Linked DNA regions of Homo sapiens: region 2 is linked to region 1. Evidence: read pairs that join two places in POLR2A ChIA-PET (ENCODE). Cell type or tissue: PC-3. All regions are shown on one strand. Each heading gives the region's core, and the rest is flanking DNA. Links, peaks and the distances in the headings are about the cores only. Region 1 overlaps DAZL (deleted in azoospermia like). Region 2 overlaps PLCL2 (phospholipase C like 2).

Region 1 (4,403 bases), core at 230-4,229:
GTATAACAATGTGCCAAAAAAAAAAAAAAGTTTCCGTGTAAGTTCTTCTAAAGTTCAAAATCATGTGAAAATAAACATTTTATTCAGCAGATGATTAAACCAAAATTCAATTTAGTGGCTTCTTCTTGGGGAGAAAGAGGGTGCGATTAGGAAGGGCACATTTTTTCATTAATGAAATGTTCTATTTCTCAAGCTAACGGGTATTATTCTTTAAAGAAATATTTTTATACTTTTGAGTGAATTAAATGTGAAATTTTAAAACACAAACACACATTCAAAAAGAATATGGATATCAAATGCCTAAAGGCTGTCTCTGGAACTTGATCTCAAAGTATTTTTCATATTGATTTGTCATTATTATTCTTGCTTAAAGATATATTAGTTAATTCCACGGCAGGAAAAGGAGCAATGACAGGCCATACTTTTCTGAAAACCATGGGTAATAGCGTTTGTAAAATTTGTCAAGTAGGTCAAGGGCATAGTTCTTCACTCCAGGAGGCAAGCACAGTGTCTCTGTCTCCATGATATCCACTCTGCCCCCTCCCACTCGAGCCTAGTCCCTCACCCTTGGCTTGCCTGCACTTGGCCTTGCAATCCAGCTTTGCCTCTGTAATCACTCTCTCCTATCACTCATTTCCGGCCAAAAGTCTTGGTTTTCGGACTTTTCATTCAATCCATTTCAGCCCATTCATGAGTCACTCTTGCCTATGGACAACCAGCACTCCCGGGCACAGGCTTGGCAGGGGAAGATGAATTCAGTGAATTAAGCCAATGAAATCCTTTACGAAAGTCATAATGGACCTGACAGGGCTGTTTCTATCCTAAATCCAGGGGTAGCTTGAGATGATATAATGAGAGATCCTCATCTGAGGCAGTATTTCTCAAAGTATGTGTTACAGTGATCAGAATCACCTGGAGCACACGTTAAAAATGCAGATCACTGGGCCCATCCAGAGCATTAGAATAGGAGCATCTGAGAATGGGGCCCAGGATTTGGCAACTCTGAAAAACACCCCTGATGATAGTTCTGATTCTCTTTGATTTCCCTGTAAAATTGGCATCAAGGAAACCTGCCCTATCAAATATTGGGCTGATCTAATCTAATCATGGATACAACTTTGGATGGTGAGCATATGGGTTTTTTGTCAGACAGACACATCACCAACTAGAATGATAAGCAGCAACCAAGTCATGTTCAGAAAAAAAAAAAAGTGCAGAGTCAAGCTTTTCTCATATAGCGGGTGTACTACTTAAATACTGTTCAGATTTTACTCAGTGAAGCCACTCCAACACTAGGTAGGGGATCAGCATAGATAAAAACAAAGAGAAAATGTTCTCTGCATTTTAAATTACCTGTCTCCATTCTTACTGGCCCAGTCAGATTTATGGAGGTTGTGGAGGAGGTGGGGAGAATCATATCAAAATTTTTAAACAAAGGTACAAGGGCAGAGGGGACATGTCCACTTAAACAGCCGGCCTGGCCGTATTAGTATCAACTCTGCCTTTCTTCTATAGTAGAGTTCCATTAAGATTGAGCCAGAATGGTGTGTCTCTATCCATTTTATTTTGGGCAAAGACAATAGATGTGATTAGAGCCTTAGTATACTTTTGCTAGATTTTTTTTCTGTAAAAAAGAACTAATGAAGGATTATAAAACCTCCAACTTTCCAAAGTGCTTGAAATGTTACTATTCCTTCAAATTTATAAAGAGCTTTCATGACCTGAATATCCCAGTCAGGCAAGCATTTGTTCTACTGTTAAAGACCTGGTGAACTGGTATCTTTAAGTTTTATATGTGGGAAAACGCACATTCCTGGCATGCAGCCTTAATGGAGGTGCACATAAGATACAAAGCCTTGCCTTGGGAAAATGAACTAGAGACTCAACTAGAAAACTTTGTTTCAGACCAGTTAAAAATGTAAAATACAGCTACCATAGAGTTTAATTGTACAGTGGTAGTTTCAGTTTCTGTACCAGGAGACAATTTTTTTGCATTTTCTTGGGATAGGCCCACAGCTACAGCCATATTGGACAGATGTTTTTAACTCTAAATGCAATGTAGAATTACCTATCATTTCTTTGCTATGCAGATTGAATATTCTGCATGAGCATTCAAAAACGCCTGTTTATAGTCTGAACTTCTTATGTCTATTGTTTTCTACTACCAAATGTACTGTCTACAGATGGAAAACTCAGTCTTTGATGGGTGGTGAGGAATTGCTCACAACCATCAGTTACACAGAGAGAGACATACTACACATAATGTTGGGAAGGGTTAGATTACACAGTTATCAAAATATGTACAGGAGCAATCCTCATCTAGAAGTGTTTCAGGGATTCCAAATGATCATACTCAACAGCTGGCCCTATTCGCAAGACTTGGTCAATGGAAAATACTGCTGCTTTTCTCTCCCTTATATTTCCCCACCTTCTCTATTGCCATCTTTGTGAAAGCAGAGTGGCACATTGCCTTATAGTTGCTGCTCCTTATTACCCTCAATTGACAGCAATGAAAGCAGGCAAGGCGATTAAGCAATGTGGCAGCCCATTGTTGAGTTTACCTTTAAAGACAGCCAAGAGAATTTTAGTGAAGAAGGGCCAGAGGTGCTTTACAACTAGAGGGAACTGCCATGGAGTATTAATTTTTAAAAGTTAATGACTTCCTTGCAAGATGGGTACTATCAATTTTGAAATTATTCTGAATTAAAGGTAATCTGATTTTAGAAAAAGAAAAAACAAACATGCAGAATACACTTATGGAGGTGACCAACCTTTTTAGAGTTGCTTGATTTTGCCATAACTTGAACTTTTTACAAAAAAGTGCTGAACAGTATTTTTCAATTCCAAAGATTTGATTTTGTGTTAAGAATTTAATACTAAACCACAAACATGCTTGAGATAACAAGCTGGTGTAAAGCAACTATCTTAAGGCATATGTAAGTCTAGTTTTGGGGTCTGAAAATACCATAAACTCACTGAGCTTGTGCTATAACCAAATATTCTGGGTAATGGTTGGTATATACGTAACCATAGATATACGCATATACAGACACACATATGTATACATATATACACATATACACATTTAAGAATTACTAATTTTTAGCCTATTATTAGACATTAAACATCACAATTTAATCTTTGGTGATGCAGAAAGCACTGTTTGGTATCCTGCAGAACCTTGGAGTCAACTTTCTGGTTATGAATCAGTAAGCTTACTAAATGATGAAATATAGAAGCAGTGTCTGAGGGGAGAATTTCCTCTCCACTGGGCTCAGCTTATAGAATTGGGAGTACTAGAACTACAGCTGGAAGAGGTAGTAAGTACTGATTTTTTTTTGATTGCATCCATAAGAAGTACATGCAATACAAAAAATTTAAGCTCTATTAGGCAACCGCAATACCCCGAAATAAAAGGTCTAGAGATTAGGCCCAAAGCGTACAGTAGACAAAATGTTTCATAGGGTCCAAATTGAGAGGGACCTTAGCCATGAGATAGCAGAGTCAGATGTGTTCATCAGCATTCCTACTCGGCACTGCTGTTCATGCATCTCTTAAATTTCTCTTTGTACCTGAATTTGCTTTTATGACCTAACTTTGCCAGATCAGTAAATTGAACTTTATACTTTTGCATTTTAAGAATCTAAATCTTGTTACACAGTTCCCACCCAACTCCCCACCATTTTAGATTATTACATCAGAATGCTAAAAACACTTTTGAAGAAAAAAACTTTATTTTTATTCATGTATGCAAAGACAGTATCAGCAATAGGCAGAAGCATATTTCTAAGTTTAGAATTAATTTTCCATTTTGAAAGGTTCAGGACTTTATCTTTTTTACCCTTACTCTTTTAAATGCTTCACTCCAACAAAGACAAAAATTTATTCCCTTACTTTTCCTTAAGGTCATATTGGAATAATTAGAAGTAGCTCTTTAGAATATAGATATCATTTATAGTAAGCTGGAGATTTAATCACAGAATGATATGTGTCAGAATGTTATAGCACCAAAAAAACTACAGATCATTTTTAAATGGACAAATTCATAGTGCTTTCAATTTCTGAGGTGTAATAAAGCCCTCTTGGGAATTCTAAAGTTAAAAGACTCTCTCCTTCAGATTCAGAATGAAAATTTTAAGGAATTATAGACCCTAGGGGGCACTAGTAATATGGCTCACAGTAACTACATTAAGTTAGAATTTCTACATTTTAGGGAAGAAGTCACTGAAAGAAGGGCCAGAAAGCCGCTTTAAACTCATGTCCATGGCAGATCAAATGGTACTGATACAACTTTTTCCCTTAGAAAGGTATTATATCCCATTGCTACCGTTCCAGGGTTTGGCCCTTGAACTGCTCTGCTCATACAGCTACTTTCATTCTTTATATCACCAGTTCTAGGAGCA
Region 2 (4,403 bases), core at 267-4,266, 310 kb after region 1:
GCACTAACATCACCTCAAAAAACTCCCAGGTCTCTGTGATCTTTCGCTCCCCTCATCCCCAGACAATGGCAATCTTCGGTTCTTTTTTAATCAGTAGGAAATTCGGCCATTACCTTATCTTGGTATTTAGAAGTAATAACGGTAGCCAACACTTATTAAACACTCACTGCATGCAAAACACGTGAAAAGTGCTTACCGTAATTCTCTGACTTGGTCCTGTGCTAACCACAGAGACAGGAGGAAATCAGAGTTCAGAGAGGTTAACCCTGTGCCCCAGGTGCTGGAGCTACTTGTATCCCGCTTGGGTATATGGCTGCACTCCATTGCTTCCCCACATTACAGTGGCAGTTTGAATTTTTTGTGGTTAAGGCAGCATCAGTGGTTTCAGACATTGGATTTGATTGCCCTCTTTAAATGTAGGAGATATTGGAAGAAGGAAAAGAATCTCTGTTTCTGCTGGTGGAAGAAGTTGGCAGATAACATAGCCAGGAGGCTTTTAGTCACCCGTTGTGGCTGCTTGACCAGGGCTTGCAGCTTCACAGGGACCAATGATCTGACCTTGCCCAAGGTGGCAGCCCTTATTTTTCTTAGTATCATTATTGCCATTGTCATAGTGTCATGTGGTGTAGGAGAAACACTTTTACTGTCTTTATACTACTATGTTCACCTATGTCTTGACACTGAGCTCTCCAACATGGACAACAAGCAGCCTTTTCACATCTATTATACACATTTAAATGAAATAAAACTTTTATGTGTGTCTTGGCCCATGGTTTAAATAAACTAGGCTCCTTGCAGGCAGAAGTTGGACTGTATTTACCAGTTCTGCACAGGTAACAAACACTCAGTAACCATTTTTTAATTGGATCTTAAAAATAATATCTGCGTTTGACTTTAGACATTTTTTTTTGAATGGGGGAAACAAAGATACCGCATGCCCAGCAAACCTGTGGGCACATCATAAATAATTAAACAGACAGTAGCTGGATAACAAAGTGAATTTGTCTGGATAGATAGGAAACCTGGATCATTAAGGTCAGAAAAATCTAATGGCCAATCAGCAACTCCCCACTTTACTTTGTGCTAATACATTTTAGACCACACAAGTTAACTGTTGAAAGGCCAAAGCATGGTTGCTTGTTTTAGCCTGCTCAAAGAGCTTTTGTCACAATTCAGTTTAGGTTTTCAAAAGCAGAGTATATTAATTTTCATGCCCTAAAATCTACTTGCTCCCTTTTGCTTTCCTCCTCCTCCATTTTCCAGCCTCCCCCAAATGGTTGTATTTGATTTGCATTGTTTTTCATCAAATCCAAATAGGCAACTGACAGGAAATTGTTTATTTTATTAATTGCTGATATTGGCCACAAGTTATTTTCTTAGAATGTTCTATCCCAGAATCTGTTCACTTCCTTTTATAGTTCTTTGTGCTCTGCAAGGAGCCTAAACTAGAATGTTATTTACTTTATTTTTTTATGCTTAAGTTACCCAGGCTTCAATATTCAACAAAATAGGGCAACATTATTTACAGCCTAAATGCAGATATAAATGAAGTATGAACATTTATAGTTTTTCTTCAGACTTTATACTTATGTGTTCAAGAATAGATGCTTTCTTCCTTCTTAATACTAAGTTTTGGATGCCAGTTATTTACTTATCTACCAGACTTCTGGATTACTTTAACTTCTTTTCTGTTCTATATTGGTGGGATTCAAATACTTTTACCAGTGGACCACAGGATCTGCGACTGTTATGTTTGTAAGCTGCCTGCTGAGCTTTTTTCTACTGATAAGATTGGTAAATTGAGAGGGTTGTGCTTAGCATGAGTGTCGTTTGTGACTCAAACTGAAGTCAGAGCCGCTAGAGCCAGCCACTATTCTTTGTATCAGAGTAATTCCATAGCTTTAGGGTGCCCAAAGTATATAACTCATTGCATTGAGCTTCAGCAACAATTATGTGAATGGTCCAGCCTTCTGGCAGGACACTTGGCACCCACCCATTCCAGAATGGCAAACCAGGGCAGGTTGTTAGGCCCTCTTACCACTAGCACTTGGTCCCATGGCAGGGGTAATTAGGTGAACCATATTTTAGCTAGTAATCTCAGCTGGGCTGCATCCTGTGGTCGAGGGCTGCCCCCAGGCCACATGTTGCGTATCTGGATTATTCAGGAGGCAGAATTGTGGTGGGAACAATAGAAAGTCTGTAGTTAGGGGCTTGGATTAGATCCTGGCTTCCCTGGTTCCTTTCTTTATGGCCTTGGGCAAGATACTGAAGTCTGTATGTCCAGTTACTCCATCTCTAAAACAGGTAGAATAAAACCTCCTCTCATAGCATTGTTGTAAAGATTAAAGGAGATGATTGATGTGTGAGCAGTGTGTGGCACCTAATAAGCATTAGTGTGTTTTTCTGATTTTTAGTTGAGCAGACTCCTTTAGAGAGGTGAGCAGACTAACATGGCCATGCTCGTTTTGAAAGTTTTGTCTTTTGAAATATGCAGAATGTGCCTAGGGAAATTTCTCAGGCATGTTCCATAAATGCTTTCAATAATTGTTTTGGTGTCTTTCTAAATCTGATACCTCAGTACAACTGCACACACATGTAAATAGCCCCAACTATGGGATCAAAGGGTATTGAACATACAATTTCATTGTGCCAAGCACCCACATGTCTTGCTTTGCCCAGGACAATCCAGGTTTACATCTTTTGCTGTGACAAGATTATTAATAGTGCCTCCTTTAACTCTCAAAGGCATCTCAGCTTGGACGATAAATAATATGGTCATCTTACTTGTAATCTTCTTTTCACAAACTGCCTTACAACCTATGCTGGAGCCCCATGAGATTCCCCTCTGTGCCTAAACTTAGCCTTTATGGTGACACCTCTGTTTCCTCAGGTTTCCTTCTCTCTTAGTAATCTTTAAGGTTTTCCTCAGTTAACCACTTCCCAGTTAGAATGAATTATTTCTCTGTCTTCCAGCCACCACTCTCCCTGTATCTCCATACAGTCCTTCTGCCTCTTAGGCAACTACATCTTTTTCATCCTGAATTTATGAAAACACCTAGTTTAATGTCTTGTGAAAAGTATTTGTTTAAGTATGTATTTGTTGAATAAATGTGTGAATGGATAAATAAGGGGACAAGAATGAGTCTTAGGAGTTGGATGAAGATGTTATTTAGACTTAACTCCAACTGGTTTTGATTGGAATATAAAACTCAGTGGGATGTGTGCTTCAAAGAAGAAATTTATTCATGTACATAATTTTGAAAACAAAGGAAATACCTTCATTTAAAGATGGATCTAGGAATTTGGTTAATTCTATAACTGTTCTGGAAGATGTTAATATAAATGATTGCTCCCTTTTGTGCCCTGAAATAAGAATAGGCCTTTGAAATTTTCTTTTGATTTATATTCTGCTGTCAAAGTTTAAAAAGGATGGCAAGAGAACATTATTGTTTGCTAAGGGATTTAATCTGTTTTTTGGTATTTGGTTTCTTTAAGTGATATCTGTAGTTTTTGCTCAGTTGTTGTTTATTTTTGAGGAACTGAATTACTTAAACTCCTATTGTCATTAATATTTGCTAGTCACATGGTATTCATTGGAAGTGCTATAAAATTAATAATTAAAAATAAAATACATAAGGAATCTGGAGTACTGATAAGAGTTGTAGGAGTGCGATCTCTAATTCCTCAGCATGTTTTGTCATGTAATGGTAGAAATTCTGCCCTTTGTTGCAGTGCAAGGATTGGGTGAAGAAGAGATACTAGGAGATGCTTTGTATGCATCGTCTCATGCAAGTCTCACCAGAACCTGTAAGGAGACATTATCATTCCCCTTACAGACAAGGGAACCCATTCTACAAGGTTTGGGAATTTCCAAGCAAGGTTAGAGAGGCTGTAAGAGGCAAAGCCAGCATTCTGACCAGGTTTGACTGTCCATGTTTTGAACTGCTCCATCACCCTCTCCCACTCCATCCTCTGGATGACTTTGATTTTTTCTTTCTTCTCCTACTTGCCCAAGCCATTCTGACTTCTTGATCTTAGCAGTTTCTACCAGTACTAAAATAGACAACTAATTTTTAATGAGAAAAGTTTGGCTTTTTGTGGCTGAATCTTATGATGAAACCAATGTGTACCTAACCAACATGAAGCCATAACCATAGTCCTGCCCATCGTGCCTCAAGTTTCTGTCTGATCTGCAAACCAGGACCTTGTCCTTTTCCTCTCTGCTCTCCTTTGATGGATTAGAAATTCTTTTAGGGGGGTTAGTTTCCATTTTTATTTCTTTTTTAACAAAAAGTTGATTTATAGTTCTATGCATTTTTAGGGTCCTGGAAGGTAAAGCAGGTAACAACTAGTAATGGTTTGTTTTTTTAGGTGGGCTTCTTCTATTATTGTTTCGGAATTGT

The links. ChIA-PET counts read pairs that join two places held together with the same protein. Peaks named below come from ENCODE experiments on the same cell type or tissue, not always from the same donor. Only the 100,000 strongest peaks of a DNase experiment are listed, where the experiment ranks them.
Region 2: POLR2A ChIA-PET joins it to region 1 with 5 read pairs; 2 of 35 experiments call an interaction of 5 or more read pairs at or near these places.

Annotation. Positions count from the first base shown.
Region 1 is chr3:16,583,077-16,587,479 of GRCh38, forward strand. DAZL (deleted in azoospermia like) reads right to left here. Exons shown (of 11, transcript NM_001351.4): 11 at 3,716-4,403. Among named protein-coding and RNA genes, the nearest start is that of DAZL, 20 kb to the right of the region's middle. In PC-3, for the core only: a CTCF peak has its summit at 4,175 (motif pointing right); no DNase peak of the experiment used is centred there.
Region 2 is chr3:16,888,972-16,893,374 of GRCh38, forward strand. All of the region lies in intron 1 of PLCL2 (phospholipase C like 2), which reads left to right. Among named protein-coding and RNA genes, the nearest start is that of PLCL2, 6.2 kb to the left of the region's middle. RefSeq lists an enhancer at 333-432. In PC-3, for the core only: no CTCF peak of the experiment used is centred there; a DNase peak (open chromatin) is centred at 1,880; H3K27ac peaks cover 1,152 bases.